2 separate regions of the Homo sapiens genome follow, and region 2 is linked to region 1. The links are chromatin loops, found by intact Hi-C in ENCODE. Cell type or tissue: PC-9. All regions are shown on one strand. Region 1 has its middle 3.9 kb from the start of SLC9A2. Region 2 overlaps SLC9A4 (solute carrier family 9 member A4).

The links. Hi-C counts contacts between places; a loop is a spot of excess contacts. Peaks named below come from ENCODE experiments on the same cell type or tissue, not always from the same donor. Only the 100,000 strongest peaks of a DNase experiment are listed, where the experiment ranks them.
Region 2: a loop joins it to region 1, with 5 times the contacts of the local background. A loop is called at or near these places in 29 of 110 quality-filtered maps.

Annotation. Positions count from the first base shown.
Region 1 is chr2:102,613,134-102,618,133 of GRCh38, reverse strand. No RefSeq gene overlaps it. Among named protein-coding and RNA genes, the nearest start is that of SLC9A2, 3.9 kb to the left of the region's middle. In PC-9, CTCF peaks have their summits at 1,879 and 2,084; a DNase peak (open chromatin) is centred at 2,133; H3K4me3 peaks cover 155 bases.
Region 2 is chr2:102,511,273-102,516,272 of GRCh38, reverse strand. SLC9A4 (solute carrier family 9 member A4) reads right to left here. Exons shown (of 12, transcript NM_001011552.4): 7 at 4,000-4,070; 8 at 2,022-2,183. Among named protein-coding and RNA genes, the nearest start is that of SLC9A4, 41 kb to the right of the region's middle. In PC-9, no CTCF peak of the experiment used is centred here; DNase peaks (open chromatin) are centred at 232 and 2,012; H3K4me3 peaks cover 362 bases; H3K27ac peaks cover 2,935 bases.

The sequences.
Region 1 (5,000 bases):
TAAAGATATTATCTTGAGAAGAATCATTGGGCATCCAAAACTCAGCCTCCCCTTCTCCTTTCACTGGAAACGTTTATTAAAGGTATGTGCCTAACATACCCCTGTGAAAAGGCAGCAAATAAGAGATTTTTAAATTTTTTGAGTATCTGTCTCTACATGGGAAGCTCAATACAAGGCACTTTACTTGCATTTTTTTGTCAATCGTAAAAATCCAAAGAGGCAGATATTTTTTACCCATTTTATAAGTGAAGAAATATAGTGTAGAAATGTGTAAAAATAAACAAATAGACTTAATCAAGTTTACATATTAAGTAAGTGTCTGGATGGAATTCACACCCAGGCCTGCCCAGGCTAACACTGGTATCATCTCACCCTCTACCCCATGACTAGTTGCCCATAAACAGCACGCTATATTCTCAGCTACTTTAAAATAAGCAGTGGAGAATATTACAGGGATTGTTCAAAAAAGTTACAGCAGGATAAAGTTTTGGTAAGTGAATCAGGCAGTTCTACAAACTTAGTGACATAGTAATAGGGAGAGGGCACATTTAGACAATACTTTCTAGGAGTTTGTCACACAACACTTTTAAGAATAATTGTGTATCATGAACAAGAAAATGAATGACAAATCTGTTTCCGGGCCCTCACTGCCTGTAAACCTTATGTGGTATCACTTCAACTTTATACATCTATGCTACTGCAGTTAAAGGCTATCCACTTTTTTTTACATTTGAAAAAAAAGTCGTTTTATTTATTCTTGTAAATGGGAGGCGAAGAAATTAGTCTAAAAAGACATTCTTTTCATCTTTCCCTTAAAGCAAATTTAAAAAGAGTTAAATTATGCCCCTATGCTGAGAGCGACTTGGCCTGGCTATTTCTTCAAAGTGCCCTCTGACTAGGAGCTCAGCCGTGAAAGTGATAACACCACCCATGGGATGACTGAAGCAAGAAGCGAAACGTGTGTACACATTTAAAATCCTTTAGTGGTTTCTTAGCGACCTTTGGACGTCTCACCTGGTAGCTGAATTTCTGGACTAATTGGGGGGTCTTCTTTTATGCCCTTTGATCTCCCATAACTTTTCAGCACTTAATCATTTTGCTTTTCTCCCACTGAACATCTCTGTGAAGGTATTGGTCTGTTTAACTCATTCTTTTATCTTTAGCTCCTAGCATATTGCCCGGAGACAGTGAGTACCCGCTAAATATGTGTTGGACGAATAAATGTATGAATTGACGGTGAAATCAACAACTCTCACACACTACGGATCTGAGCTGCAGGGCTTTCTCACAGTTAGGCCAGTTGCAGGATGGACATGAATTCTCCTAGTTTTACATGAAATGTTTTCTCCAGTGATCCCTCATTCACATTTTGGCATCTCTCATGTCTTTTTTCCCCCTTCTACCCAAATGATGTGTGAATTTAATCACATTACAAGATTTCTAAATATTTTTAGAAATTATAGTTACCTGATTTCAGATTGACTTTCACATAGCATAGAAATATTTACTAGGAATTTATGAACCTTCTAAGGCAAATGCGTACTTTTCTCTGCACTTTGCTCAAGAGTGGTCCATTAGAATATTACTGTATTTAATGGAATACTTTAATAGGAGTAACTCTCCTGAATTATACAGCCATCAAGCAAGAGAGTAGATCTGGCATCACTAGGAATCACAAAGGATTTTGGAATACTTCCTGGTACAAGGGAAAGAAACTAGTAAGATAAAGCTGAGTTAGCTTAAGAGGACATGCACCTTAAAATATAAAACTGTGAGCTGTGCAGAGGAGATTAGGATCCTGACCTAACCCAGGACTGATCTTAAATCCCCCGCTCCTGCACTGGAAACTTCAGGAGGAACTGAGGTTTAACTTTGTGTCTCTTGCCATACAGAACTTAGAGCTTACTGAAGAGTTGTAGAATGTTGAAACCTCAGGAACTTCTGTATGAAGGAGCAGGTAGAGGTCTCTGCATGCCAGCAAACATATTCTTCACAACTCCAAAAGGTTTAATGTGCTATCTGTCTTTTTCAGATGCAGAGTGGAAGCTGACACAGAGGAAGGGAACTGCTCATTAGTGGCAGTAGCTCTTCTGCACCACAGTGCGGCGCCAGAGGTTAGCACCTCCCTTAGAAGCTAGCATGCAGGAGCAATGTATGCTCTATCAAGAGACAGAGACCAGGGAACGGCTCCATCCTCAGATACCAGTGTAATAGTCGCAATAGTTACTAATAATAGTTAGATATTAATATGTCATACTATTCTTTGCACATTTTTATAATATTCATATTTTATATTCCCCTTTCTTTAAAATGTGCATTGCACAACCACTAGCCATTAGTTGTGTAATATATCAATTGAGAATCTTTGCCTATAAAAAGTTGACTCTCATAATACTGTTGATTTGGTTATTTTATTATTATATTTGAAAGTTCTCAATGTTTAAACTACTTTCTTTTTTTAAGAGACTTAATTCTCAGCAAAAATCTAAGGACTTCTTCTTAGAGAGCAGTCATGCAGTGGCGTGAACATTTTACTGATGCCCACAGAATTAATACTTTCCTCTCTTTCTTTTTGGCCAAATATATTTGTTTCAGCAGAGAAATGTTTTGCTTTATGAAAAGGTACTTTCTGCAAATTCAAGCTTATAAATAATCTTGGTACTTTTTTGTTGTTGTTTGGTTTTGTAGAGATGGAGTCTCACTGTGTTGCCCAGGCTGGCCTCAAACTCCTAATAATTCCTGGACTCAAGTGATCCTTCCTTCTCAGCCTCCTAAGTAGTTGGGACTAGAGGCACACCACCACACCCAGCTAACAGTGCTACTTTTAATGTTGAATCCTCCTAATATATTTAAGCTAAGAGTCAGCTTTCAGATATCCAACCACCAAGTTTTTCAGTGCTTTGGTTTTCCTCCATAAAATAAGGGACTTGGGGACAAGTAACTTTATGTTTCTTTATAAAAGGTTTTAAAAATTTAAGATATTAATCTAAAACATCCGTGTAGAATGGACACACACCTACATCCTGCTCCAGATACTGTGATGTCACATGTGGGAAGAGAGACTCCCTGTCCTTTCAACTCTGTCGTGTATCATCTGAACTCTGACATGCAATGCAATCAGAAAGCAAAAACTGAACTGATCTTGCAGGGAGAAAAACTGAGGTCTGTCTTGGGTACTGATGCTTATATACCCTACTTCTTAGGGGAAAGAGAGATACAGAAATAAGGATGATTTTAGAGGGATAGTAAATGACTTTTACAGTTCCCATAGGAACTTCTAAATAGAATTCTGTTGTTACATATAAGGCACACTCACTCATCGATTCAACAAATATTTGTAGAGTATATATAGTTGCTAGGTACCTGCAACTAAGCCTCTTTGTACCTTTGGGGACCCAATAAATGAGAGTGCTTCAAGGGATCATGGCAAAGATTTTTCTAGAAATAGGAGTGGGAAATAAGGACTACTTTTGCAAATGTATATTTTGTTTACTATTCTAGAATTTACTTAACTGCTAACATACTGGAAATAGAAATCTGACCATTTCCAGTCTTGGAAATAGAGAAAGCAGAGTCAAAAATGCCTATCTTCAAAAAATGCCAGTCTTCACTCAAGCACCTTTCTCCACTTTCCACTGCTCTACGATCTTTAGTAATTTCCTAAGGCTTTTGAGTTTCCATTTATCCAACCAAAGTTCACTCTAAAAAACATGTTTGTGTAGATCTTAACTAACAAGAGTTTACCTCAGAAAATCTCTTCAGCTGCTTCCAATCTGAATGAGGTCCAGATTGTTCACAGACGACTGTTTCTGTGGTTTCTTAGTAATTTCTTTATGGGGAAGAAAATCTGGTGAGTATACCTCTGAATCTCTGTACTCCCTGCAGTCCCTGAGCTCATATTGTTCTACTATCAGCCTTAAAACTTGAAAACATCTAAAAGGGACAACATTAGCTTAAAACTTAGTGGGTATTACATTATGCCTTACCTATCTTTACTTAGGTTTTTCATCCATCCATCCATCCATCCATTCATTTCTTTATTTGTACAACCAAAAATTAAGTATTTTTTAGCTTTCTGAAAATCAACTATGTGCAAAGCATTCATTCCTGCAGGAGATACAGAGATGGATCACATGAATCTTGCCCTCGAGAACTATAGAACATGACAGAAGAAATATAGTAATACTGTTGGGGCTAAAGTAAGTTTTTCTTTACCCTCAGTAGTTTTGCTGAAAAACCAACTCACAATAAGGCAGATTAATAAGAGAAGAGGCTTTACAAATTTATTACTGCCATGAGCATGGGGAGAATCACAGAGTGGTTTGCCAATATCCCAATAGGGTACCAATGCTATTATATTTCTTAGGGAAAAGGGAGATAGGGAAGTGTGGATGATTTTAGGGGGATACTAAATTATTTTTACAGGAATTTAATGAGCTTGAAGAGCATGCAATGGTCTGGGGCAACATCTGTTGAGCCCATAGAGCAGAAAATTGTTTGTAACAAAAGTCTGTCCAGGTAAGTTGACAGACTTCAGTCTTCCTTCCTCCAAGATAAGTTCAGTTAATGAAAACTCGAAGAAGGGACTGGAGGTAATTGTTTTTTCTGTTTGGTAAGTCCAGACTTTAGGCAGATAAGGCAACTTCACAGAAAAACTTTATCCTGTACTTAGGGGGAGATGGTGGGTAACAGGAAGGCCAGAGAGACCTTGGGGCCTCTTCTTCAGTTCAGCATGTACAAAGTACTATATTTTCAGGTATCAGTTTTTGAGCCCCAACATTAGCAGTGGCTAATATTTGCTGAGTACACACAATGAGACAGGCTCTTTTTCAAATGCTGTATCCACCATCTCATTAAATATTTATAATACCCTAAAATTATAGCTATCATTGGGGTATCTATTTCACAAATAAGAAAGCTAAAGACAGAAAAATTATGTAACTTGCCCAAGGTCACACAGCTAGTCAAGACTTGAATATAGGTAATTTGACCCCAGAAGT
Region 2 (5,000 bases), 100 kb after region 1:
GAGGAAAAAAAAATTATCTCGTACCTATAAGGCTGTCTCACTAATCTTAAATTCATTTCTAAAGAAATAATTGACTTAACCGGCAGGCCCCCACTCCAAATAAAACTGGTTTAAAGATTGCCTTGAGATCAGAAATTAAGGCAAATGCTTATGACTGATGCAATGTAATACAAAAATTCAAAATATGCTTTGCCACCCGGCAGACTGATTCTCATTTAGATAAGCACCCATACCTTCCGAAACCAAGGGCTCACATAAGTGAAATGGTCTAAACTGCATTAATCAGCATTCATCCTTCAGTGAGCAGGTCAAAGGCAAGGAGCCCAGGTGAGGTGCACCTCTCATAGACTTGCGTAGCTCTCTATTCTTTATGATTATGTTTGTGTGGCCTTTTTTGTTAACGTCATGACCCTACCAGAGTATGGTGTCCATGAGGGCAAGGCCTGTGTCTGCTTCAAGGTGGCTGGCACATAGGAGGTGTCTTAACAGACAGGATTGGATCAAAGGTGTCAAATGCAAGGGGGTTGCAAAAAACTCAGTAACTAAGGTAAGTCAGATTTAAATGCAATATTTATAGATATAAAGGTCAATGCAAAAAATTACTGATGAATATAATATCAACATTTTAAATAATAGAGGATCGATATGCCTGATGTTTCCTTTGCCTGGGGCTCCACCATGATGCAGCAGAGCACTGCCAGTATATATCTGTCAACACTTTTCCATTTTAATATCAGAAGTTTCCTTAAAGCCATGTGATGAGCAGCATCAAAACAAACCGACAACCCCTCCACCACCCTCAAAGAAAAGTCACTAAGAAATAAGGCAGAAAGCTTTGTATTATACTGAGATATCCTCAGGGATTATCTCAGTATAATACAAAGCTTTCTGCCTTATTTCTTAGTGACTTTTAGTTAGGATTCTTCTCAGGCCATGTAAGAAATGCAAGGGTGTTTCTGATTTATTAGCAGGCAAGGGATGAAGGTGTTATCTCAGAAATAACACTCAGGCAATAGAGACAAATTTATTGCTACCTATTCTTAGCTCTTCTTCCAACTTCCTTTTTAAATGTGAAGACATAATTGAAGCATATGATCAAGTGTTTTTACCTGCTGAAGACAACAGGATGGAGGGGGCCCATGTTCCTTATCCTAAATATATGTTGTGATTAATTTTCCCAATAAATCAGTTGTTGGAGAAAAACTGGGCATCTTTGGGAAATTAATGAGTTCTTTTGACATTGAAGGGGCTCTCATTAAATGTCAGAGTTAAAACAGCTTTAAGAAGTATTTAGCCAGCTCTTGGGACAAGTGGCTACCAGAGGCTCTACCACGTTGCATAGAAAATCGTCTTGTAATGATGGGTTTATATTCCAGTATCACCCCTCCCTATGTCCTGCTTCCACAACTCCCTGTTCCCCAGGAATCCAGGCAACTCCCTGCTTCTACTCCAAGCTGGTCTCACATAGACTCAAGACAAATTTCACAATCTCATGTAGACCTTCGCCTTAGATGCAATTACAAACACAACTTTCTCTTTACATAGACCACCAATGACCACACCTCTTGCTCTCATCACTCCTTCCCAAATCCAAGTTATCATCTCAGAAAGTTAACTCATCTCTCATGTAAAAGAGGAAGAGAAATGGCTTATGGGAAGAAACATAATGGTAGGAAGGACAGAATCACATGCACGGGGGTCATGTCAAGAGGAAAATGAGACAGTCTTGTAAAATATGCTGCAATTCTACACATTCGCTTGCCCTTCCCTCCCAAAGAAAGATGTCATACAACTCTAAGGAAGCAACATTTGCTAGAAAGTAATTTTCAGAAACTAGGTAAAATATGTGAGCTTGGGCCAAGCCATAAAAATGCCAAGACTTAGATTACATATTTTAAAAATAATTTCTTCTTTATATTTCTGCCTCTTTACTCCTCGTATACCTTTAAATGAGGCAATGAGTCAGCGCCCCTTGGAATTCTGACAGTGAAAGTTTAGAACAAAGAACAGATATGACTCACTGATGGGGTATGGAGAAAGCTGTAGAGCTCAGTATCCCAGTCTCCACCATCTCGATGGCTTGCTTCATTTCCAGCTTCTTGTACAAAGAAACAATGCTTGATTTGGGTAGGTTCTTTCTGATGAGGATTTTCCGTAAGTATCTATGATCAAACTTCTTAAACCTAAAAATGAAAACCAACATTTTGGAAATCTTGAACGTCTGTATGTGTTACATTAAGTATGCATTTCTCTTGAAACAAACTACTTACTACTTAACTTTATTCTGAAGAAACATCAGGACAGTGCCTGGAATTCATAGCATTTGAACACATTTTTTAAAAAAATTCATAGCATTTATGCATTTTTTAAAATAAAAAAAAAGAATGGCCTACTGGCCTGAATACATTGAAAATCAGCTAAACAAAAGGAAGGGACAAGCTGCAATCAGGGCAAAAAGTGTGCATAAGTGAGGCGCGGGGGAGGCCCAGCCCAGCTCAGCTCCAATTGTAAGAGAAGAAATGAGGGGGCTGAAGCTTTTGAATAAGTGTTCCATTCTAATAGCGCATAACAGCGGCAGCTGCACTTACAGTAATACTGGCCTATTCAACCAGAACCCAATAAGTTTAAATGGCCCGGTAGTTACAGTAGTTTTGCCCCATTATGCTGCAGATCATTTTGAATCCTACCAATTAAGGGGAAGAAAAAAACCCTACGTATGTCCCAATAGCCTGAATGATGGAGATTCTGAATAGGCGAGACTGATGGCCGCTGACTATTGTAAGGAACCTCTGGCCAGCCCATTCGACTGAGCTGCGCTATGCATATGGTGCCTTCAGAGTCAGCCATTTGTTTGGAGTTGGAATTTTCAACACTTTCAATCATTTTACATTCAAAGAGTAGTTTGCCCGCCTGCTTTATTTTCCAGAGGGGCACATAGCTTTCCGGGCTGCTGGTTTATTATCTGGCAATTGGTTTCCTGGTCTGTGAGGTGCTAAGCCCCTCCAGGGTTAGGGGCTGGCTTCCTGAGCTTTGCTGTCCCAGCTCGGCTCAGACCAGGCCTCCTCTTATTCCAACTGGGTCGATCTTCTGTCTTCTAGTTTTCTGCCCTCATGAGAAGCCGCGGTTCCTGTGTATTCTCAGCCCACGGTAATCACCTCCCCAACCATAACACCCTCCCTGACTTTCTTCTCACTGAGCTCGCCTTGACCTTGCCCTGTTCAACTCCAGAGGCTGCCCTCATTCTTCCCATACTGGATGCTTTGTGTCTCCTGACGTGCTGGGTCCTCCCCTCTGCGCCCTCCACACCCTGACTCGCTCGTGCTTCGCTGCCAGCCTCTCTGACCACTTCTTCTCAATCTCCTTCCGCACTTTCTTTTCCTTGCCTGCGCCACGAGAGTGAGAGCTTCTCAGAGCCCCATCCTCAGTGAGCTTCCAGCTACTCACTGACAACTCTAGCCGCAACCTCCCTCCTGAACTGGAAACTAAGTCCAGTAAAACAATACATTCTGAAAGGTGAGATATGGTGAAGAAGAGGGATTTGGGCATTTTAAAAAAGAATTACTATATTTGAGAATCTTAAAGATCTTCCACCATGGCCTCCCCAACAATGGAGGAATCCCTTGCCAGGATTCCTAAGGAGGCACCAAGCTCCCTTTCTAAACTCCTTTTCTAAGCTGGCCATTCCGTGGTAGAGCTGATCTTATCATTGGGAACCTTGTCCTTGTTTTTAACTTAAATATTACTTTTCTAATTTCTACCCACTAGCTGTACCAGTTCTCTCTGAAACAACCTACACCAAGTCAACTGCGTCTTCCACCTGACAATTCTTCATTTTCCAGGCTTAGCATGCCCTGGAATTTCAACCACTTCCTGTAGGGGATGGCTCAGGAGCACTTTATCTTCTTGGTCTCCATTCCCTGAATTCTCTCTGATTTTATGCCCAGCTTCCAATGGAACCTTTAGAAGTTTGTCAGGGAGTGAAACCCTCAGCCTCCTTACTTGTCTCTCACTTGGTAGTGACTCCAGTGCCCACACACATCTTCGATTCCAGCCTTTAAGTGATCCATCAGCTGCCAAACAAACACAAGAAAATGATTGCTGGAGAAACGCGAACTCTGAAAGACACACAGGACAACTAAGACACTTTAAAAAACAAAGGAGCCTTTAATTTTCTGGAGCCTATCTGACTTTCTATCACTGTGTTCATGTAATAAAATATTTGGTGCCTTTCATAGTAATTTCATAGTAATTTCAACTTTGGTTTAAAGACTCTGTAGATAAGTTTCTTCATAATTCACATAATACGTAATGAAAACAGGGCACCTGGCATTTGCTTTGGATAATACTTTTCTAGAATGATCTAGGAAATTTCTCATTACTGAAATCACTCGGAGGATAATTAATAATAATAAAATATATCATATTTAAGATATTATTAAATAATTGTAATAACTTACTTTTAATTTCATTGCAGAAGAAAAGAACACACTGTTATCCAATCATATAATTTCTGAAAATATAATTCTGTTAATATTCTACTATAACATAGAATAACAAAGTATCTCTCATTTTAATATGCTCGTTTGATCTGAGTAATTACATATGACCACTTAAGCAAATTATATTGCATTTGTTTTAACCCAAATTGTTTATGGAAATTTAGGAAAAAGTGCAATCTTCAAAATAATTATGAAATTAGTCTCCAAATATTTTAAATTTGAAATTATTGAAGTCTATACTGGCTTCTGAATTTTGTTTTGAAAAATAGTTTGAAATATTAAATTAATTATTAAATAATTAATTCACTACCTTCTACCAAAAATTATAACTTTTTTGAGGAAAAGAAAAATAAATGAGAGAAGAGTGAAATATCCAAGTTCCATGGACTTAGGTGGATTATGCAATATGTCGAAATAATAAATCATAGGAGATAAAGATAGATGTTAAGTTGTTACATGTTTTAAAACAGTCACTACTTATCCTTATCTGTTAATTATTTT